Linked DNA regions of Homo sapiens: regions 2 and 3 are each linked to region 1. Evidence: chromatin loops called from intact Hi-C (ENCODE). Cell type or tissue: Calu3. All regions are shown on one strand. Region 1 overlaps LINC01709 (long intergenic non-protein coding RNA 1709). Region 2 overlaps COL11A1 (collagen type XI alpha 1 chain). Region 3 has its middle 440 kb from the start of OLFM3.

Evidence for each region. Hi-C counts contacts between places; a loop is a spot of excess contacts. Peaks named below come from ENCODE experiments on the same cell type or tissue, not always from the same donor. Only the 100,000 strongest peaks of a DNase experiment are listed, where the experiment ranks them.
Region 2: a loop joins it to region 1, with 5 times the contacts of the local background. A loop is called at or near these places in 4 of 110 quality-filtered maps.
Region 3: a loop joins it to region 1, with 6 times the contacts of the local background. A loop is called at or near these places in 7 of 110 quality-filtered maps.

The regions. Positions count from the first base shown.
Region 1 is chr1:101,650,199-101,658,198 of GRCh38, forward strand. All of the region lies in intron 2 of LINC01709 (long intergenic non-protein coding RNA 1709), which reads left to right. Among named protein-coding and RNA genes, the nearest start is that of LINC01709, 15 kb to the left of the region's middle. In Calu3, no CTCF peak of the experiment used is centred here; a DNase peak (open chromatin) is centred at 3,353.
Region 2 is chr1:102,970,742-102,978,741 of GRCh38, forward strand. It overlaps COL11A1 (collagen type XI alpha 1 chain), which reads right to left. Exons shown (of 67, transcript NM_001854.4): 35 at 7,967-8,000; 36 at 4,089-4,142. Among named protein-coding and RNA genes, the nearest start is that of COL11A1, 130 kb to the right of the region's middle. In Calu3, no CTCF peak of the experiment used is centred here; no DNase peak of the experiment used is centred here.
Region 3 is chr1:102,431,486-102,439,485 of GRCh38, forward strand. No RefSeq gene overlaps it. Among named protein-coding and RNA genes, the nearest start is that of OLFM3, 440 kb to the left of the region's middle. In Calu3, no CTCF peak of the experiment used is centred here; no DNase peak of the experiment used is centred here.

The DNA of each region.
Region 1 (8,000 bases):
CTTTTATGTTTGTTCATCAGGGATATTGGCCTGTAGTTTTCTTTCTCTCTTTTTTTTTTTTATGTTCTTACTTGGTTTTGCTATTAGGGTAATGATGGCTTCAAAGCACAAATGTGAAAGTATTTTCTCCTCTTCAAAGTTTTTGGAGTTTAAGTAGAATTGGTATTAGCTCTTTAAAAGTTTAGTGGAATTCACTAATAAATCCAGCAGGTCCTGGGCTTTTGTTTGGTGAGACAATTTTTATTACAGCTTTGATCTTATTATTTGCTATTAGTATGTTCAGATTTTCTATTTATTCATGGTTCAATCATGGTAGGTTGTATGTGTCCAGAAGTTTATTTGTTTATTCTAGGTTTTCCAATTTATTGGCATATTTATTGTTTCTTTATTGATTTTTTTTTTTTTTTTTTTGCCTGGATGGTATGCCCATTGCTAAAAGTGGGGTGTTGAAGTTCCCTACTGTTATTGTATTGCAGTCTGTCTCTCCCTTTAGATCTATTAATGTTTGATTTACATATTTGGATGATCCAGTGTTGGGTGTATATATACTTACAATTGTTATATTTTTATTATGAATTAACTTTTTTGTCATTATATAATAGTAATCTCTACTGATCATTTTTTATGTCTGTGCTATCAGTTGTAATGTCTCTTTTTCATCTCTGATTTTATTAATTTGGGTCTTCTCTCTTTTTTTCTTAGTGTATGTAAAGTTTTGTTGATTTTGTTTATCTTTTCAAAAAACTAACTTTTTAAAATTTATCTTTTGTATTGTTTTGTAGTCTCGATTTCATTTATTTCTTCTGTGATCTTTATTATTTATTTTCTCCTACTAATTTTGAGTTTGGTTTGTTCTTGATTTTCTGGTTCCTTAAGGTGAATCATTGTCTTGCTTATTTGAACTGTTTCTGCTTTTTTAATGTAGATGTTTATTGCTATAAACTCCTCTAGTACTACTTTTGCTGTATCTTGTAGTTTCTGGTATGTAGTGTTTCAATTTTTCATTTATTTCAAAAACTTTCAAAGTTTCCTTCTTAATTTCTTCTTTGACTCATTGGTAATTCAGGAACATGTTGTTTAATTTCTATGTATTTGTAAGATTCCTAAAGTTTTTCTTGTTATTGAATTCTGTTTTTACTCAATTGTGGTCAGAAAAGATACTTGATATGATTTAAACTTTTTTGAATTTATTGAAACTTGTTTTGTGGCCTAACATATGGTTATTCTGCAGAATGATCCATGTTCTAATGAGAAGAATATGTATTCTGTAAATGTTAGGTCCTTTTGGTTTAGAGAATAGTTGTAACTTAAATGTTTCTTTGTTGATTTTTTTTTTTTGTCTGGATGGTATGTTCATTGCTAAAAGTGGGGTGTTGAAGTTCCCTGCTATTATTGTATTGCAGTATATCTCTCCCTTTAGATCTATTAATATTTGATTTATATATTTGGATGCTCCAGTGTTGGGTGCATATATATTTATAATTTTTATATTTTTATTATGAATTGACTCTTTGTCATTATATAATGACCTTTTCTGCCTTTTTTCATAGTTTTTGAGGTAAAGTATATTTTATCTGATATATGTATAGCTTTTCCTTCTCTTCTTTGGTTTTAATTTATATTGAATATCATTTTCCATCCCCTTACATTCAGTTTATGTGTTTCTGTACAGATGAACTGAGCTTTTTGTGGGCAACATATTATCAAGTCCTTTTTTTTAAATCTATTAATCCACTCTGTGTCATTTAATTGAAGAATTTAGTCAATTTGCATTTAATTTTATTATTGATAGGTAAGTACTTACTACTGCCATTATGTTACTTGTTTTCTGGCTCTTTTGTTACTCCTGTATTCAATTCTTCTTTTCCTACTTTCTTCCTTTGTGGTTAAGTGATTTTCTCTGGTAATATATTTTAATTCACTACTTTTTATTTTTAGTGTATCTCTTAGAGGTTTTTGCTTTGTGGTTACCATGTGGATTACAGAAAAACATCTTTTAGTTATGAAAAGTAAAATAATAATGATGCGTTTGATCTAAAAAAATAAAAACAAATAATAAACTATAATACTACATATTTTATCTCAATTTCCACAACACTTTGACTTTTTGTTGTCTCAATTTATGCATTTTTAACATGGCTTATCTCTTATATTGTGGTAGTTATTATTTCTGATAGATTTGTCTTTTTATCTTAATACTAAATATATGAGTAGTTTACATATCACAATTACAGTATTAAACTATTTTAATGTGTCTATGTACTTACTTTTACCACTGAGTTTTATACCTTCAGATTTTTTCTTGTTGAACATTAGCATCTTTTTCTTTCTAATTGAAAAACTTTAACATTTCTTCTAAGACAGGTCTGATGTTGATTAATTCAGCTTAGTTTTTTCTGAAAGTCTTTATCTCTCCTTCATATGTAAACGATAGTTTTGCTGAATACAGTATTCTTGGTGGACAGTTTTACTGCTTTCACACTTTGAATGTGTCATCCCACTTCCTCCTGGCCTGTAAAGTTTCTGCTGAGAAGTCTATTGCCACATGAATCAGAGCTCCCGAATACGTTATTTGCATCTTTTTCCTTTAGAATCCTCTCTTTGTTCTTAACCTTTCTGAGTTCAATCATTATATGTCCTGAGGTATACTTATTTGGGTTGAATCTCTTTGGTGACCTTTGATTTTCCTATATCTAGATACTTATATCTTTCTGTAGGATTGGAAAGTTTTATTTTATTATTTCTTTGAATAAACTTCTGACTCCTTACAATTTTTCAGTTCCCTTTCAAAGGCCAGTCACTCTTAGATTTGCTCTTTTGAGATTATCCTCTAGCTCTTGTAAGTATTTTTCATTCTTTTTTCCTCTGACTGTGTATTTTCAAATCTCCTGTCTTTGGGCTCACTTATTCTTCTGCTTGATTAATTCTAATATTAAGATCCTTCAATAGATTTTCCAGTTTAACTTGTATTTCTTACCTCCAGTATATCTGTTTCGTTTTTAAAAATTATTTCAACCTCTTTATTAAATGTATTTGATAAATTTCTGAATTGCTTTTCTGTGTTACCTTGGAGTTCACTGAATTTCCTCAAACCTGTTATTTTGAATTATTGATCCAAGAGCTCACACATTGTCATTTCATTGGGATCAGTCACTGCCTTCTTGTTTTTTACATTTAGGGAGTTCATGGTTCCTCATTTGCTCTTATTTCTTATAAACCTCTGTTTATATCATTGCACTGAAGGATTAATCATTTACCTCCGTCTTTACTGTTTGGCTTGATTTATTTTTTCTAGTGCATGTCTCTGCATAGGTATTGTGTTGATTGAGTTCCCCTGGCCCGAGATTGCTGCCTCTTTTATGGCACTAGATGGCTCCCTAAGCCTAGGTTTGCCGTGGCTCTTGCAAAAGTTAGTCTGCCCTTCCTGAATATTGGGGGATCCCAAAGATTACCCCTGGCTTTTCGGGAAGGCTGGCTAGATGTTTGTGGCCAGAGGACCCATGGAGCATGTACCCTACAGTATTATGCTGCTAAACAGCCTCCCTGATTTTGCCAAGTCAGAGAATAGCCACCTTTTTTTTGGCCAAGTCAAACAATAGCCACCACATTTTATGAGCTGAATGTTACTAGCCCCACCCTACTCTTTTTCTCTAGCTGCCCTCAGGAATTTTTGCCCTACAGGCCATTTACAATGCTTCCCATGGGTTGTGGCAGGAATGGTTATCATGCAAAACACAAAAACAAAAACCCCAAGATGATGGGGAACTTGGCTGTCTGCCTTGATTTTACTTTTCCCAGTGTAGAAACTGGAGTGTAGGGTGACTTTTCTGTGTGGTACCTAGCAGCTTCAGGAAGGGGCATTGCAGTTAGAGTGGTCCATTTCTTTTATCATCTGCTGGCAGATTTTCGCTTCTTTGTGATCCCAGTGATTGTCACAGACTTAATTTTGAGTTCTGAGATATTTCTGGTGATCACCTTGGCACTAGGTGGTTGGTTTTGTTTTTGGAGGGGGAGAACAACCAAGAAAGCCAGATCGCTTCTACTCTTTTATTTTGGTGATCTCTCTCTCTCTTTCTCTCCTATGCATCACTGTCACTTTTGATATAGAGTTTTTGAAACTGTCTTCTGACATTGTAATTTTTCTGATTAATAGCATAATTGTTTATGTTTGATAAGTTAAAATATAGAAAAGCACAAAATGATAAAAAGATAATCTGCAATCTTAACATCATGAGTTAGTCACCCAACCATTTTAGCGTTTATCTGCCAATCTCATAATTAACTAGTTGCTCCTTTTTGATGCATTATACTTTTAGCACATAGAGAAACTAGTTTTTGGCCCCTCTGAGCTTTTCCAGACCCCCTTTATGAAACCCTTTGGTCCTCGGCCTTGGTTGTTGGTACTGGTACAAGAAGAGGCATTTTTCCTTTGTTTTCAGTTTGCAGAACATCATGCTGGCAAGTGTCAAAGATAAAGTGGTAAGGACAAATGTTTTTCATCAATAACCTTTGGTAAAGAAGAAAAAATACTGTTTTTCCTCTACCCCTCTTAGGTTCATTGGCTGGAGCCTTGAGAATTAGACTGACAAAAGACAGATAAATAAACAGATTTATCAACAAATGTATGTGCATACCCATGGGAGTACTCAAACATGAGTAATTGAAAGAGGTGGTGCTACGGTTTGAACACTTCTGTTCCCTCTAAAATTAATGTTGAAACTTAATCCCCAAGGAAACTATATTAACAGCGTGGGCCTTTAAAAGGTAATTAGATCATGAAGGCTCCACCTTTATGAATGAGTATAACCTCATAAAGGAGATAAAGATAACTAGCTTTACCATTTTTGCTCTTTGGCCCTTCTCCACATGGGGACATAACATTCACCCCTTCAGAGAATATAGCATTCAAGTTGTTATCAAAAAACATCTTAGACTTCCCAACCTCTGGAGCTGTGAGAAAATAAATTTCTTTTCTCTAGCCAGTCTGTGATATTTCATTATAGCAATATTAATAGACTAAGACAGGAGTTAGAACTTGGGCTTGTGTAGGATCCCAACAAAAGAACAATACACATTTAGGGAATTGAGAAAACAAAAATAAAAGGACATAGAGTTTCTAGAGTGGCAAATCATGAGAAGGTAAATACATGGGGGAAACTAATGGAAGATAGGGCTAGTTAGTAAAGTTTATTGTGGAGTGTCCTCTGTTGACTTCCAGCTGACAAGGGTCTAAAATAGTCTTTGGTGATTTACTTCTGTTCTTCCTGTTACAGAAAAAAGAGGGGACATCTTTATCTTTACAAATTTATATTTTGTCTTTAGGCAAATAGGAAGAAGGCAGAAAATTTTTCTTGTATCTGCTTTTTCTCAGTTGCCTTCAGTTCAAAATAATCCTCATGCTAAAGTAGCATATTTTGAAGTGGGATAGTCTTCTATCCTTCACGTTGCAATGGGGAAGAAGTTCCAGTATTAACTCAGCTTTGATTTGTACAGAGGTACTGGACATTTTTAAGGGAGAATGAGGGAGTGAGGAAGAGGAAAAAGTGGAGGCTTGAGCAGAAATCGTGTATTTAAATTGGTGCTTATCAGGAGGAGATGTGAACTTATATTTATGACAGAAGGTAGTGGTACATGTTGGAGCAAGATGCCCATCAGGCTGGGAGAGAGAGTCAGAGTTATTTCCCTGAAGTTTGCATTTCAAAGAGACAGATCTCAGGTTCTTGAGAAGAAAGTTCTAGATGGTGGGAAACATCAGTCTCAAAAGCAGAAAGAAAGTATTATATTTACAACTTCAAGCTTTCAAGAGTAACTGCCCTAAGAGAGTATTCAGAGACCTGTCTATTACCAGGTTTTGGCTGTAACAAACAATAAATTCCCCTGGAAGCACTGAGCTTTCTGAGGCAGACACCTTAAAGGGGGTTTGGGGATCAGGTCACCCCAGAAACTGTGGTGGTGTTTGTTCAAGCCTCTTAGTGTTGGGGCAGGAAAATAATGGAATCATTTGTGCTGAGAGGCTGCAGTTTTATAGCCGAATATTGAGGTCTGGCCTAGGAGGGGGTTCAGAGGATCTTGACTAGGTTTGAACAAGGAGAGAATCTTTGTCACAAGTAAGGGAATGGTTTGGCTTATAAGTACCTGTCTTTACAGAATATACGTCAATTGACCAAAGGGATGCCAATGAAAAGTTAAAAATTCTGTTAGTTAAAAAAAAAAAAACACATGTGTAGAACTGGGGAAAAGAAGAAAGAACCAGACCAGAAAATATTTCACTAAAGTCTAGATCCAATTAGCTATACTTAATTTGTCTATAGTTGGTATCTGATATAGATGATTAATTACATCATAAATATGAAAAGAGGGAATGCAGCCATGGTTGTATTGAGAATATATAATGGGAAGGGATGGGAAAGGTGAATGGTGCTGAAATGGGAAAATTTCCCTTATCCCCCTTGCAGGGTGTATGATGAAGGTGTGGCTCACTTATTTGATGCCCCGCAGCTCAAACTTCTAGGGGGAGCATGGAGATGGTCAGGTTGTGGGGCTCTGACCTCATAGCAGTGTCTAGGGGTGAATGTTTACGGCTCCTGAAGCCCCAGTGGGTGTGTGTTACAGTGTGCTCTTTTAGTTTTGCCGTGTGTAGGCAACTTGTATTAATCAGCTCAATTAGACCCTTATCACAAGGACAAAGGGCTTTCTGTATCCCAGAGTTCTTGCCTTGGTGTGCTGGAAAAAATCAGATCACACATGGGCTTGGAGAATGAATGCAAGAATTTATTGAATGGTGGAAGTAGCTCTCAGCAGATGGATGGGGAGCCAGAAAGGGGATGGAGTGGGAAGGTGGTTTTCCCCCGGAGTTCAGTCACTCAATGGCTGCACTCTCCTCTGACCACCCTGGGCAAATTCCCCTCAGCATCCACATTGTTCCACTGGTCGATGGCCTGCTGGTGTCTGCTGTTGCCTGTTGGTGTGCTCTTCTGTTCCTCTGCTCCTCTAGACGTCTAACTGCCTGTGTGCTCTTCTGCTGGTGTGTTCCTCTCGATGTCCAGCCACTTGTGTGCATGGCCACTAGAGTCTCAGGGTTTTTATAGGCACAGGATAGGGGGCATGGCAGGTTAGGGTGGTCTTAGAAAATGCAACATTTGGGCACAAAAACAGGAGTGCCTGTCCTCACCTAGGTCCGTGGGTACAAGCTCGAGGGTGGAGCCCTCGCCAGGGACCCTGCCCTTCTTCTCCCAGCATTTTTCTGCCCTTCTCCCATACCAGTGCCACTCTTCTGCAAACTTTGATGAGAGATAATTGTGGAGAATCTGTTTAATTTGGATCTTTATGGTCACCTATCTAAAGTAAGTCTGACCCTTGAAGTTAATCTCATCTCATAGGATTTGATCATTCAACAGAGAGCAAGGATCTCAGGTACGCACATGCATGTATGTGTGTATAGGCAAATGTATTCATAATGCCATTCAGTGTGTAAGTATCTATAGATAAATTATTATTTATATTTGTGTATATTTTTTGGCTCATTAAGGACCTTTTGGGGTTAGGGGACAAACCAGGCACTCTCTCTACTTATGTATATATTAAAAATTTTTTTTGTCACTTTTTTTAAAGTATCAAATATGTTGTTTCCTTTCTTTCTTTACAAAGAGTGTAAAATTCTTCTTCTTCTTCTTCTTCTTCTTCTTCTTCTTCTTCTTCTTCTTCTTCTTCTTCTTCTTCTTCTTCTTCTTCTTCTTCTTCTTCTTCTTCTTCTTCTTCTTCTTCTTCTTCTTCTTCTTCTTCTTCTTCTTCTTCTTCTTCTTCTTCTTCTTCTTCTTCTTCTTCTTCTTCTTCTTCTTTCTTTTTTGACAGAGTTTTGCTCTTGTTGCCCAGGCTGGAGTGCCATGGTGTGATCTTGGCTCACTGCAACCTCCACCTCCCGGGTTCAAGTGATTCTCCTGCCTCAGCCTCCCAAGTAGCTGGGCTTACAGGAATGTGCCACCACGCCTGGCTAATTTTGT
Region 2 (8,000 bases), 1.3 Mb after region 1:
AGGGTGGCTGACACCTGTAATCCCAGCACTTTGGGAGGTCGAGGCGGGAGGATCAAGAGGTCAGAGGATCAAGACCATTCTGACCAACATGCTGAAACCCCGTCTCTACTAAAAAACAAAAAAGTAGCCGGGCGTGGTGGCACACGCCTGTAGTCGCAGCTACTCGGGAGGCTGAGGCAGGGGAATCCCTTGAACCTGGGAGGCGGAGGTTGCAGTGAGCTGAGATGGCGCCACTGCACTCCGAGCGAGACCGTCTCAAAAAACAAAAAACAAAACAAAACAAACAAAAAAAAACCAAGAATGCAAAATAAATACAAACTCATAAAAAATGGCATTTTATCTCTCAAATTTTTTCAAGTAAAGGAAACAATACGTTATACTCAATTCTAGAAGTCATCAGGACAAATTTTTCCCAGTAGATTTTCTTAAATGTCCTCTTGGAAGCATAATGTTTGTGAAGTACCACAGAGCAAATCTGCTGCTATCACTTTGTATAAAGGATGCTGTCTTTGTCATGGCTTAAGAAATAAATGAAGCAATTAACTACAAACAAAGTGAACAACTCTGTGAGGGTCCTATATTTTAAATACTTAGTAGAAAGAAACTGCTTCTTTAGACTGCCTTATGGATTATTCATTCTACTCAGTAACCATTACGTATCAAGTTCAAATTTCAAAACATGGTCAACGGGTAGAGATAAAAATACTATCACCCTTCTAGATGAATGAAGAGAAATGATTCTTTTAATAATAATATTTTAAATTATAACAGGTACACCTCTCATTGTATGTTAATTATTTAAATAAAATTGTTTTTGAACATCTATTTTTAATATATGTTCTTATAGAGTGAGTATGAAAAACAGGCTTTGTTCCAAAATGTTATTTTCTCAAATAGCTTTCTTCCAACTGAGGGAGACTTTTTCCAGGTTGGCTAGTTACTTCAGGAGAAAGGTTCTTGGTGGTGCCAGAACCATCTTTGCTCCCTTAAGTCATGTGTATTGACATCCTGGGTGCCCTGTAAATTAACAACTCTAATTAAAATCCGTTATGCTACTTCACAACATCATGGCTTGCTCAGTGACTTCTTCAGGTTTTCCAGGGCTACTACTGCCATCCTCTTCTTCAAAAAACAAAACTGGAGTGTTTTTAACCAAGGACCCAAAACATTCTTGGATGTCATTTAACCATGGCTTCTTTAAAAAACATATATTACATACCCACGTATCATTTACTAGGTGTATACTAATGCTAAGACTTAGTTTTGCCCTCAGTTTGGAGGTGACATACAGAAATAAGTATTTAGTTGATTGGTAGTAGACTTCATTGAGGTCCAGTTTTACAAAATAGCAAATAAAACAATTTCTGTGCCTTATCACTGGTTTGATATATTTGGCAATAAACTTGCTTTCAATTCTGGGCAATAATAAAAGTTTTATAGAGAGGATGACAGCTGAAGGATATCAATTATGTCTGGCTTTTTTTTCCACCATACTAAAGTGCTTCTTAAATGATGTACTTTGCCACTAATACAAGACTTACTTTTTTTTAACAAAGCTGTAAATATAAGATTAAATATCTCATATTTGCTGACATAGATAACACATTCATTGCAAAATATTATAATACTTTAAAATAGCGATCTTAGGTCTAAGCGATCACATCCTGGGAAGAATGCAACATAATATTTAATGGCTTTCCTAGATAGACTGAGGGAGTAGTGTTAATATACTGCATTAAGAATTGGTGTCATTATCATTTTTCTTGATTTAAGTATGTACTTCTAATATCAAGCAATTAGCCCTAAATAAATATAAAGGCCACAAACTATTAACCAATGAAATAAGCAGACTAATTACCAAATAATTTCACGGTATCTATGTAAAAGTAATAATTTTTTCATCAAAATAGGCTTCCCAGGCTTCCCCTTTGATCTAGCTGGTACAGGACAGAGAGAACAAATTCATCTAAATGAGGGTATGCAGATTTGGCGAGAAAATCTGTGAAAACTTGTAGGTAATTGTTTAAGGATGTTTTCTCACTTCTCATTGGCACTGAGTTTTGACTTTTTCTATTCTAAATAGAATGTTTCTCATACTAGTCATGCTATAATTCTTAATCATTTCAAGTTAATGTGTTTTTTAAATGGATGGCTGCATATTCCCAAAATATGCCGATATGGGCATGATATTAACAGAATCTGAAGGGAATATTTAGATCCATATATATATATGTCTGTGTGAATATACATCATATATATATAAAATTTTTTCCTGCTATGATGAAGGAGATGAACCAATTAATTTACAGGAAGAGGTTTTTTCTATCTCTCTACCCCAACTTCTTCTTTCTATATCAAACAGATGAAGCCAATTCTGTCCCAAACTGCATAAAACTGCATACTAGAGAAATGGGGTATTTTTATTTCATGCTCTAATGTTTCACTTGTTAGAGAAACATAGTATAAAAATCACTTTGTTTATCAGTGAAAGAAATACTCCTTCTTGTCTCTCCTACTAGAATGCATGCTTCTCAAGTGTAGGCATTTATTATGCTTCTGATACCTCTTACAGACAAAATGCATGCACGATCAATGGCTCAAAACATGTTGAAAGACACATAACACAATGGGCTGAAAAAGTCTGATAAAAAAATGAGTCAAATGGGTTTCTTTGACAATGAAACAATATTACATGAGCCAAGCAGTTCTCAACAATACATACAAACATAAATGGTACAATACTGAGGTTATATACGTCACTAAACTTTATGTTCCTAAACAATAATCTAATATACAGCTTAAAATAATTATAAGAATGTTTATAAAAATATACATACAGTGACTTTTGAAACTGTTTTCATTTCTCTGTGAAACTTTGCAGAGTCTTCATGTTACATTTGGAGCAAAACTGACATAGTAGGTAAGCATTATATGCAGGTAGTACCAAGGTTACTTTATATTTAACACTAGCCATATGTATCGATCTTTCTATAACCTTGTAATACAGATAACAATACTTTCCTAATATCTTTGCAGTAATAATGCAAAACTCTTCAGTGGTAAATAATAATTTAAGCAGGGTCTAAAAATTATTGTAAAAAGTTAAGGATTGTCTTAATATTTGATGTTTAATTATTTCAAAATAAATAATTCACCAATATGACTTGTGTGCACATTAAAGTATGGGTAGTATTGTTCATCTGGACTAGCACAGAGGTTCACACACTTTAACATGCATCAGAACTGTCTAGAGGGTGTTTTAAAATATAGACTTGGCCCCTGCCCCTCTCCAGAATTGTGATTTGGTCAGTGGAACATTTCTAACAATATCCCAAGAGCTGTGGATGCTGCTGGGCCAGGGACTACATTTGAGAACCACTGTCCTAGACAGGTGGGTAAGCTGACTCCCACTCTCTTAAAGAAACTGAGGAGGTTGCAAAACAAACAAACAAAAACAAAAAAGACCCCAGTATGTTCTATGTCCCCACAAATATTTAAATATGAAAACAAAGTATTTCAATTAACTTTATGAAGATGCTTGATGAACATTCAAGTGTTGCTCTAAACACATTTCATAAAAGGGTTAAGATTTAATGAGAATTCTCATTACATTTTCTAAAAAGAAGGGATTATAGAGACAGATATAATATTAATATAAATAGATTTTAGCATGACTTAAGTAATATCACAATGTTGGAGGGATTTAGGAAGTGATATTTGAAGAAGGTTATTTTGATGATGGAAGATAAAGATAAATTCGAATATACCAAATATTTAAGAGTTGATAACAATTTGTAATGTCATCAATTATATTCATTGCAGTAAAGGAGCAGCTGAGAGAATGATATTCATGTTTTTCTAGTCTTCGGTATACTGTCAAAAAATACTTAATAAGAGATGTTGAAATTATATTCAGAAACGATCTATGAACCTTATAAATTAAAAATGTCTACTTTCTTTGACATCAATTGTAATTTTACAGAGATTTTATCAATATTATATCTAACAAATATATAAATGTAAGCTGTGACTCTCAAAAATGTAAAAATATCAAATGAAGAAAGAGAAAGAGAAGCTCTGACACTTACAGGAGGGCCTTTTGGTCCAGGGAATCCAACTGGACCCTGAGGTCCTTGAGGACCCTGGAAATAAAAAGCAGTGGGGAGAAGTTAACAATATGCCTTAGAAGATGCATCTTTATACTTTGAGGTTTATTTACATAGACAAAATACAATGTATCATACAGCTTCTTCATCACAGTGACAGAACTATGGTAATACAACACGATAGTAAGTGCTAATCTAAAAGTAAAATGGATACATTTTCACACTATTTCTACTCAAAACTACACATCACATCAATGTTACCTCAGGAACACTGTAAATATTTAGAATTCATATCAATTAAAAGTGAATAGAACATGTAAGTATTGAGAAGTTCTGCAGTGTCTTTACTTTTAACATTGGCTAGAAACATTCATACAAGGAAGATATTTTGATTCAATTCAATTCCACAGCCCCGCTTAAAAAAAAAAAAAAAAACTGTTTTAAAACTTATTCTATCTTCTATCCCTGTTCTGTATCTAGCCGTATATTCCAAAACTAAAAGAGAAAGTATGTGACTATCTCAAAAAGACCACAGAAGATGCCTTTATTCTCCATATCTAAAATATATTTATTTTGGATGATGTCAATATATTTTTTACTCATGTATAAATTTCTTTTGTAGATAAGGTAAAAATAACTTTATTGTGTAGTTATTAACGTTCAGTCCAAATAAAAATTATAATATCATTCTTGGCTTGATTTTTAATTAACTATATTATTCATCTCTCAAATTTACCTATTTTTAAAAAGTGCATAAAGTCCCATTACAGTGACTCCATTGTTGGCAGAAAAAGTAATTGGTAAGAGATAATCCTCTATATGCCCAGAACGTAATAGTTACATTTATTTAAGAAGATTTATGAAAGATAACATAAGTAAAATGTCTTAAGTAATACATTTAGGGTAGGATTTATGTATTTTTCTAATCAAAAATAGAGTTTACTGAAGTTGGCCTTCAATAGAATTTACTCTTTCTATTTATCAATCTAGCCTTCCCAAGAAAAATCTCATTACCATTCATAAGCCAATGTTAGTTCAGAAATCATCACAAGTTTTTATTATTACCAGCATCTTATATTTAAAAAGTAACTTCAAAGTTATATATAAAGTTAACAAAAATAGATTTCACATGAAACTACCAAAACTACTGGGCAAATCTTAGGAACTTACAAAATTTTAAACTCTTATTAAACTATGACACTATGATTCCTAAATAAAAATCCATTTTAAGTACAAATTTTTAAAAATAGTATTCTTTTGGTTATGTAGCAAACTATTTTCCTGATTTATTAAAATGTCATGTTTTTGCTTCCTAAAATTTTGCTGCCTTTCAAATGCAATTTGAATTTAAAATCTTTTAAGAAAGAAACATTCCAAAAATCATTACTTTAAAATAAAAATGAAAAATTGAGTCTTTATAAAATTTCACAGAAAACGTTGGCTTTTTTTTTTTTTTTTTTTTTTTTTTTGAGACAGAGTCTTGCTCTGTTGCCCAGGCTGGAGTGCGGTGGCACGATCTTGGCTCACTGCAACCTCCGCCTCCTGGGTTCAAGCAATTCTCCTGCTTCAGCCTCCTGAGTAGCTGGGATTACAGGCACCCACCACCATGCCCAGCTAATTTTTGTGCTTTTAGTAGAGGCAGGGTTTCACCATGTTGGCCAGGCTGGTCTCGAACTCCTGACCTCAGGTAATCTGCCCACCTCTGCCTCCCAAAGTGCTGGGATTACAGGTGTGAGCCATCGCGCCTGGCTGGCGTATTCTTTTCCTAATAATCAAAATAGTTTCCAGGTGGGATTTTAAGAAATCCATAATGACTCAGTGTACAGATGGTGTTGAAACCAGATGACTAGATAAAATATCCAGTGCCTAAATTTGAGCTTTAAATAAATAATGAATAATTTTAATATGTCCTAAATATCATGAGACATAGTTGTGACAAAAATGACTTATTCTTTATATAAAATTCAAATTTATCCAGGTGTCTTGGTTCTGTTGTTCCATTTTTGTTTTGTTTTCACTTAATTTGGTAACCTTAGACCTAACTAAAAGATATATTTAACCTTTAATAACCAGCATCCATGATCTGCAAATTATGATTATGAGGGATTACATTTAATTTGTAGAATACTTTAATAAAAGTTTATGTATACATATATATATGCATGCCATGTATAACTGTATAGTTAAATATAAATATAATGATCATGAGAGAGTCCTTTGAAATGGGCAAAAATAGTTATTTCATTTTCTAATCCAATGGTACTACAGAACTAATTCCCTGAACTTTCCCCAACTCATATATTTTGAGGAAAATATTTTATGGCATTACTTTTGCCATTTTTCAACTGTGTGCTCAAGACGTGAACTAAATAGTTTAAGATAATTAAAAATTCTTGGCAGAAAATGAAGGCATACTTGGGATGAAATGTCTCATCAACCACAAGGAACATAGGAAATATGTTCTTCCTGTATAGACATTGAAAACATATATGAATAGTTATTGAAAATGAATCCACCTAGATTACTAAAACAACAAAACAAAACAAAAATTCCCAAGAGGTACTTGTCTCACTCTCAAAGTGTTTTTAAAAGTAATCATACTGTTGGATGACAGTATTGCTGTTTTTCAAATTAAAATGCAGTATCAGCAAAAGCATATTCACTTGTAAGGAAATATTATTGATCATAACATTTTGGAAGACAAAACCAAATGCATGAGAGAATCAGTGGTGCTCTAAAAACAAAACTCACAGTTGTGCTAATTTTTGTTAAATTGTTCTACTCCATTTAATTATTTAGCCTTTTTAATTAATTTAAATGTCCCTTATTAAAATGACTGACCATAAAATACTTCAAATGAATGTATTATTTATGAGCTCAAAAATTACAGGATAGACTTAATTTGGGAACAGTTCATCGAGAGTGAGAAACATTTAGCGGAAAATTAATTAAATATGAGCCAAAGACTTAACACAACTCTAATTAAATGTTTATTCTTGTGTGTTATCTACTCCCATTTTCGTCACAAATAAAAACTCAAGTTTTGCTCATTGCTCCTACTCAAATAAAAATTATTCATTTTCAATTTTAGGTTATGCATTGCAAGGTATTTCTGTCTTGTGTAAAATGCCTATTATACATTTCAAATCATAATATACAAAAATATATTAACCTGACTCCATAATACTGAAAATTATTATAGAATATGAAGAAATGATTCTAATTTTTTAAAGGAATACAGATTATAATACTTAAACTTATATCAGGAGGATAGCTTTTTTAAAAATCTGGCTACAAAAATGTTATATTTTGCCAAAAAATCCAAACAAAGGGCATGCTTGTTCATATGTATTTGGCTACATCTTACATCAATTAAAAATCAATTTACTAAATAGCTATTCTATTTACTGGAATAGATGTTTTATCTTGAGTTGAATGTATATTGATTCTGGCTTAATGGCTACTAGTAGCTTGTTTTTTACCAGCATAATTTTGCTGCCAGCTCTGTGAACAAAATGAGTATCAATATGGAAAGCAAGCTGATTGGAGAAGAGGGCAAAGATGTTTCAAGTGTATTTAAAATTTAAAAAATATCTATTTTTGTCTTGACTATAAGAGTGATATCTTAGTCCAGTTACACACATTTTTCTCATTTCTATAACAAAATTAGTAGAACATATTGATTAAGCTTTTTTATTGGTGAAGAGGAATAAATTAAAAAATAAGCGTTTTTAAATTCAGACTAGATTTTGTGGATAGACATGCACATGTATTAGCAGACATATATCTTTTCTCTGAAATCTAAATACTTGCAGAAATACTAATTTTCATTTTATATTATGTGGCTGTATCATACGTACTCTTTCACCTGGAGGGCCAGGAGGGCCATCGCCA
Region 3 (8,000 bases), 780 kb after region 1:
TAAGTTTCCTGAGGCCCCCCCAGTCATACAGAACTGTGAGTCAATTCAATCTTTGTTTTTTAATAAATTACTCACTCCTGGGTATTTCTTTATAGCAGTGTGAAAACAGAGTAATATATGTGGTAAATAGGGACTATCAATGGAGACTTAAGTAATTTTATTCAAAAAAATTCTGGAGCTGAAAAGTATAATAACAAATAAAAACTTCACTGGAAAAGTTCAAAAGTAAATTTGGGCAGGCATAAGAAAGGATCAGAGAATTTGAAAATAAGACAGTTATAATTAACCAGTCTGAGGAGTAGAACACAAAAAGAATAGAAAAAAATGAACTAAGCCTAACAGATAAGCAGAATACTTTTAAGCATGCCAATATACATAGAATATACACGTACTGAAAATCTCAGAAGGAGAAAAGAAAGAGACAAAAATAATCTTTGAAAAAACAATGGCAAAAAAGCTCCCTAAATTTGATTTTAAAAAACTCACACAATGTACAAATTTAGGAAACTCAATGGACTCCAAGAAAGTAAATGCAAGGAGATCAACACCAAGATATATTATAATCACATTTTCAAAAATCAAAGACAAAGATAGAATCTTAAAAGCAGCGAAAGAAGCAATTCATCACTTAAGATTATCCATAATAACAGAAGATTTATTATTATAAACCATGGACATCAGAAGGATGTGAAATGACATTTTTAAAGCAAGGAAGGAAAGATGAAGGAAAGAAGGAAAGATTAAAGGAAGGAAGGGAAGGGAAGGGGAGGGGAGGCGAGGAGAGGGGAGGGGAAGGGAAGGGAAGGGAAGGAGGACCCATTAATCAACAATTCTACATCTGGCAAAACTATCTTCAAAAATAAGGAAGAAATTAAGATATAAGACAGTTTTAGATAATCAAAAGCTGAAGAAATTTGTTACTAGTCAATTTGCCCTACAAAAAATGTTAAAGGGAGAACTTAAGGTTGATTAGAAATAACAATCAACAGAAACTTAAATATCACAAGAAGAAAATAAAATACTCTGTTAAATATGACAACATAGGTAAATATAAAAAGGAGTATTGCTGTATTTTTTATTTTTAATTCCTCTATTATTTCCTAAGTGATTTCACAAATGCATTAAACAGTAATTATAAAGCTATGTTAATGAGCACACACAATAAATTGTGACAAAAACAAAATAAAGACAGAGATAAATATGAGCAGAGTTTCTGTGTGCTGTTAAGGCTAATATAATATTATTTTAAGCTAGATTATTATAAATTTAGGATATTAATATTATTTCTCATAGTAACTTCCATGAAAACATTTTAAAAATATACACACAAAGTAATGAGAAGAAATCAAAATGGTACACTACAAAAAATTAAAAACAAAAGAAGGTAAAGAGAAACAAAAAAGACATAAGAAGTACGGAAAACAAATAGCAAAATTTTAGAGGTCACTCCTTCTCCATCATTTTTTTTCAATGTAAATGGATTAAATTCTACAATCAAAAGGCAGAGTTTGGTAGAATGGATTAAAATACAACACATGCTTCACTTATATGCTGTGTAAAGTGACTCATTTTAGAGCCAAAGACACAAATAGGCTGAATGTAAGAGGATGGGGGGAAGAAAAAAAACACAAACCCTTAAACAGTATCCAAAAAAGAACTGGAGATGGCTATATAGGTTGAGTATCTCTTATCCAGAATGCTCAGGACTAGAAAAAAAATCAGATACCTGATTTTTTCAGATTTTGGTGTATTTGCATTATACTTCCTAGTTTAGTATAGCTAATCTGAAAATATGGAAATCCCAAATGCTCCGGTGAACATTTTCTTTTAACATTATGTTGAACCTCAAAACATTTCAGATTTTGGAACATTTTTTATTTCAGATTTCTAAATTAATAATACCAGACAAGATAGGCGAAAACAAAACAAAACAAAACACACACAAAAAGACTGTTACAAAACACAAAGAAGGACATTATGTAATAATAAAAAGTAAAATCATGAAGAAGATGTGACAAATGTAAGCACATATATGTTAGAGACAGACTCAAAATTTGAAGCAAACATTTATAGAATTGAAGAAGGAAACATACTACTGTCCAGTACTAGTTAAGACTTCAATTCCCCACTTTCAATAATGAATAGAACTTCTAAACAGAAAATGAATTAAAAATAGAGGACTTGAGGACTGGAACAATAGCATAAACCATCAATACCTAAAGTACACAAACAAATACACACACACTCATCAGTCTGCCCTACAATAGCACAATAAACATTTTTCTCAAAAACACATGTAATATTCTTCAAGATAAACTATATGTTAGTCCATGAAATGTCTCAATAAATTAAAAATGTTTTAATGCATACAATTTGATAACCACAATGAAATGAAGCTGGAAATCAATAACAGAAGGAATAATAAAAAATTTCCAAATATTTGAAAATTAAGCAACACACTATGATATGGTTTGGCTCTCTGTTCCCACTCAAATCTCATCTCAAACCGTAATCCCCACGTGTTGAGGAAGGGACCTTGTGGGAGGTAACTGTGATATAGGAGTTAAAAAGTAATCACTTAGGCAGATAGCAAGGGTATGGGAGTTCTCAGTGAGCCATGTTTAAACCAGTTTTCTTTCATGGAGGACTTAGACATCATGTGGTACTGGAAGAAGTCCTGGGACAACTGAGGATTTCCAATCAGGGCTACCCCTCGGTATTATCCAAAGGCTTCTGTACTTACCCCAGCCTCCAATGGCCCCAGTGCGGTGTTGGCAATGGGCTCTCCAACTTTCCTTTTGTAATTTCTTCCTTACCTGTCCAGGGCCATCGTATTTCTCATCCTTTCTATGTATTCAATGTGTGGGAAGTTTTACAGTTCGGGGACATAATCTTGTTTGGCAAGATTAAGAAATGTTGTACTAACCAGGGATATAGCTCAAGAGAAGGTGTCTGTGATTTTCTAGGAACAGAGTCCACCCCCGCTCCCAAACCAACCAAAGAGAGCATTTCTCTCTCTCAGCCCTTGGTCTGGAGAACACATGATACATCCAGGTCTCTCTCTGCCATTGGCTTGGAGAGCATATGGCATTTCCAGGTCTCTTTCTGACCTTGGCCCGGAGAGCATATGGCATGTCAAGGTCACTCTGCCCTTGGTCTAGAGAGCACATGGTATTTCAAGGTCAACAGCACCACCTAGTGGAATAGGGATCCTCTCCATGAGGCACATTGTCGGTCCTTCACTGAAACATGGTAGCCTCCCGATTCTCTCCCCTTTTTGTGGCTATTAAAAGCTAGGCTACATGCTGCTTCTGTAAATAGGAAAATTCTGCCTTCAGCAATTAGGGCTAAAATATCCTCCAAGGCCAAATTATCAAGAAAACGGCCATTTGGTCCCTATGTTCTTCTTTTTTTTTTCTGAGACGGAGTCTCCCTCTGTCGCCCAGGCTGGAGTGCAGTGGCGCGATCTTGGCTCACTGCAAGCTCCACCTCCCGGGTTCACGCCATTCTCCTGCCTCAGCCTCCTGAGTAGCTGGGACTGCAGGCGCCCGCCACCATTCCCGGCTAATTTTTTTTTGTATTTTTAGTAGAGACGGGGTTTCACCGTGTTAGCCAGGATGGTCTCGATCTCCTGACCTTGTGATCCGCCCGCCTCGGCCTCCCAAAGTGCTGCGATTACAGGTTTGAGCCACTGCGCCTGGCCCCGTACGTTCTTTTGAGGCACCTATTCGACCTCCAATTAGAGTGGTACTTCATTAGTAAGGGGATTTGAAGTTCGGGAGTTAACCAAAACCATTCTCTAAGGGTAAACGCTTCAGCACTGGTCATAATAGCAGGATACAGAGTTCAACCTAGCATGCTGTCTCCATTAAAGGGGCCTTGCCCCTAAAAACTATTACATAGTTTTTCCTGAGATCCATTTTTCAGAGAGACAGGCAGGTCACACAAGTCTAGGAAGTCAAAAGGAAATCATAAGCAGTGGACTAGAGCCACTTGGGTGGGCGTGAATAACCCCAATTGCTTAGTTTCTCTGGTTCTATGGCTGGAGGTCACGCCTACAACCAGGGGTGGAACATTCAACAAGGTGCCAGGACCCAGGAACCACAGAGGGAAAAGAGCAAGAAGAACATTTCCACTGCCTTCCTCTCCACCCTGGCTCACACCACAAGGAAGGAGACTAAAGGGGCCCCTTTTTCTCACTTCTCTTTATCAGGCTATAGATACCTGGGTATGGTGAGATAGCTCATCCTCTGTATCACCTCATAAGACAAACTCAAGCAGCTAAATCTCATCTCTTAACCTGGAAACCTGAAGCTCAAAAGGCCTGGAACCAGCTAAAGCAGGCCCTAGTAAAGGCACTGGCTCTCAGCCTCCCTGTAGGAAGGGCCTTCAATCTGTATGCATCAGAAAGGAAGGGAATGGCCTTGGGAGTCTTAACACAGGCCTGAAGACCAGCTCAACAGCCTATGAGTAACCTGAGTAAGAAACAAGATTTGGGACTAAAGGATGGCCAGCATTGCCACCGTGGCCCTACTAGTCCCAAAAGCCTTCAATTAACCCAGGAAAATGACTTAACTGTTTATACTCCGCATAATGTGGTGGGATTACTGTCCTCTAAGAGAAGCCTTTGGTTAACAGACAGTCGGCTCCTTAAATATCAAGTTCTGCTGTTAGAAGTTTTCACCATCCAGTTAAAGACTTACTCTTGCTTAAGCCCAGCCACTTTCCTCCCTGAGGGAATGGGGGAACTAGAACATGAACAAGCTGTGGTACAGACCTATGCAGCCAGGGAAGATCTCCGGAAAACCCCTAGAGAATTGAGACTGGACCCTCTTCACAGATGGAAGCTCCTTTGTAGAGCAAGGAGTCTGTGAAGCAGGATATGCAGTGGTCACTCTGAATGATGTTACTGAAAGTGTGTCTCTCTCTCCAGGCACACGCTTTTAAATAGCTGAACTGACAACCCTTACAAGAGCTCTTGAGTGAAGCAAGGGAAAGGTAGCTAACATTTACACTGACTCCAAGTATGCTTTCCTAGTTCTCCATGCTCATGCTGCCATTTGGAAAGAAAGACACTTTCTTACTGCCAATCGATCTCCTATAAAATACCATCAGGAAATTAACAGGTTTTTATCCTCAGTTTTCCTTCCATGAGAGGTAGCAGTGATGCATTGTAAGGGATATCAGAAGGGAGTGGATGAAATAACTGAAGGAAACAAGCTAGCTGATCAGGCAGCCAAGTCAGCAGCAAGAAAGCTTCATGGCATCAAAATGCTTGAAGCCTCTCTAACTTGGGAAGGCTCTATAAGAGAAATCAAGCCTCAGTATTCCCATGCAGAAATGGAGTGGGCCACTTCTCGAGGGGACACCTTCCAGCCCTCAGGAGGGCTGCAATCAGAGGATGGCAAGCTCCACTTGCCAGGCTGCAGCCAATAGAAAGTCCTTAAAATCCTTCACCGAGCTTTTCACTTGGGAAAGGATAAAACTTTCAATGTTCTCAGAGATTGTTTTCAGGAGAGACCTTACTAACAACAAAATGGGTTGTTAATGCTTGTGAAGTCTGTCTTAAAAATAATTCCCTGAACAGGCAGCTTTTTCCTCCTCAAACCCAAAGGATGGGAAGCTCTCCAAGGGAGGACTGGCAGATTGGCTTCATCCACATTCCAAAGACGAAGGCCATTCAGTACCTCCTGGTATGGGTAGATACTTTCACTAACTGGGTAGTAGCATTTCCATGCCTTACAGAGAAGTCCTCTGAGGTAGTAAAGGTGTTAGTTAATGAAATTATTCCCCCTTTTGGTCTACCTAAGTACCTCCAAAGTGACAATAGCCCCTAATTTAAGGCAGCCATCACACAGGGGTTCTCAAAGGCACTAGGCATACAGTATCATCTCCATTGCACCTGGAGACCCTAGTCTTCAGGAAAGATAGAGAAGACAAATGATATCATCAAAAGACATCTCAGGAAACTGTCCTAAGAAACTCACTCTCCTTGGGTTACTTTTCTTTCCACGGCTTTACTGCCGGTAAGAAACACCCCTTCCAAGTTAGGTCTAAGCCCTTTTGAGACGCGTACAGACAGCCTTTTCTCATCAATGATTTCTTAATAGACAAAGAGACCTCTGAATTGGTTAAGCATGTAACCCCTCTGGCTTGCTTTCAACAGGAATTAACTCAACTAGCAGAAACCCAACCCCAAGAAGTAGGACCACCTTTATTTAACCCAGGATATTTGGTATTTGTAAAAGCTCTCCCTTCTCTCTCTCCTTCCCTAAGCCCAAGCTGGGAAGGGAATTAAATCATTCTCCTTTCAACCCCCTTAGCAGTAAAAGTTCCAGGTATCAATTCCTGGATGTATCAACTCAAGTCAAAGCCTGGAAAGCTGAGTGAGCAACCCCTGACAGCCCAGAGGAACATCCTGGATACCAATGTGAAGAAATAGGAGACCTTAAGCTGAAAATCATGAAAGATAAGCAAATGAGCAAGAGCTATTTATTCTACTCAGTTCCACCTCTACCATTTAGTTATTTCTATTTTTTTCTCAAGATTTACTGTCAAATACTGGAGCTTCTTTTTGACACAAAATTGTAGGGATAATAGTTACAAGAAGGGAACATGAAAATTTTATTATCACTGAGTCTGCTAGGACTTGTTATTGGGTTTAATGATACAGCACATTCTTTAGCTCCTCCAGTATCAACCATGGCCCACTTGTACAACAAGACTAATTTCTGGGTCTGTTCTGAGCAGTTTGCTCAGTTCAGTAAAAATAAGAAACTTCTCAATAACCCAGAACTTACTGTCTTAGGATTCTCTTTGTTAGCCTAACCTTTGACCCTTAAAGACTTATCAGGCATAAATTGGATATAGTATGGGAACACTTTCAACTGGGTAACTAACTCCTCTCAGGAAAACATTCTGCCTCCAGAACCAAATAACACTTTCCCCACAGATAAGCTTCACAACCTCTGGCTGGGAAAAGCTGACCAGGTAATAGCAAATGCCTCCCACTGCTTTAAAAGCAGTGGGGAAGGACATTATTGGGGAGATCTCAAATATTGTAACATCACACTTGCAATTTCTGATAGTTCAAGTATTTGGAAAGTCACAGGTTCCCAAGAAAGTGTAATAAGCATGATCTAATAAATCAGAAGCCCTTTTGGGGGGTTCTCAGAATATAGCCTCTCCTTCTGCTTGAAAATCCTGATGGGAATAGCATGCTCTAAGTAACCGCCTTTACTATAATGTAAAGAATAACATATAGGCCTTTCCAAACATGCCCTCACATGGAATTCCAGACCCTTGTATGATGTTTGCTAATAGTAGCAGCCTACAAATCTGTGGGCAAAGTGGAGTTGTCTGGACAAACAGCCCTTGCCACGAGGATCATCTGAGATATTGGCCAGGGCATATTATGTCCCTAATATTTTTAAACTCCATTTTTCAGGTGGACCCTTCTCATTTAGCATGTAAGATTCAAAATGGCGTTGTGAATGACTATATGGATATCCCTATCCTAAAGATGCTCCTATTATATGTAAGGGGGTAAGGCTCCTAAGATATGAGAAAGATCTGTGTGTGCCCTTCAAAGGTCACAACTTAGAACCACCCTTTCAAGGGACAGGACTATATTTCCTTTGTGGCTCCTGGCTACACTTAATTCTCCCTAGGTACTGGAAAGGAACCTGCACTATAGTAGCAGTGATCCCCAACCTATTATTTTTAAATTCCACTGACATGACCACATCATTTGGGGACATCCCTAACCTAGGTTCCTTTTTAGAAATTGCATTATCTCGGAGAGGCCAAACAAAAAGATCCATCATTTCCATGCCCTCATATGGAGATTTAACTGAAAGAGAAGATTTGGGAGGGCAAGAACTTGACAATCCCATCTTAGAAAACCATGGCTGGGGACTTCTATAAACAGAGACCTCTTCTGGTTTGCTGGTATTCCTCTCCTTGAAAGGTCAGTACTTAATATTTCCATTTGGATGCAA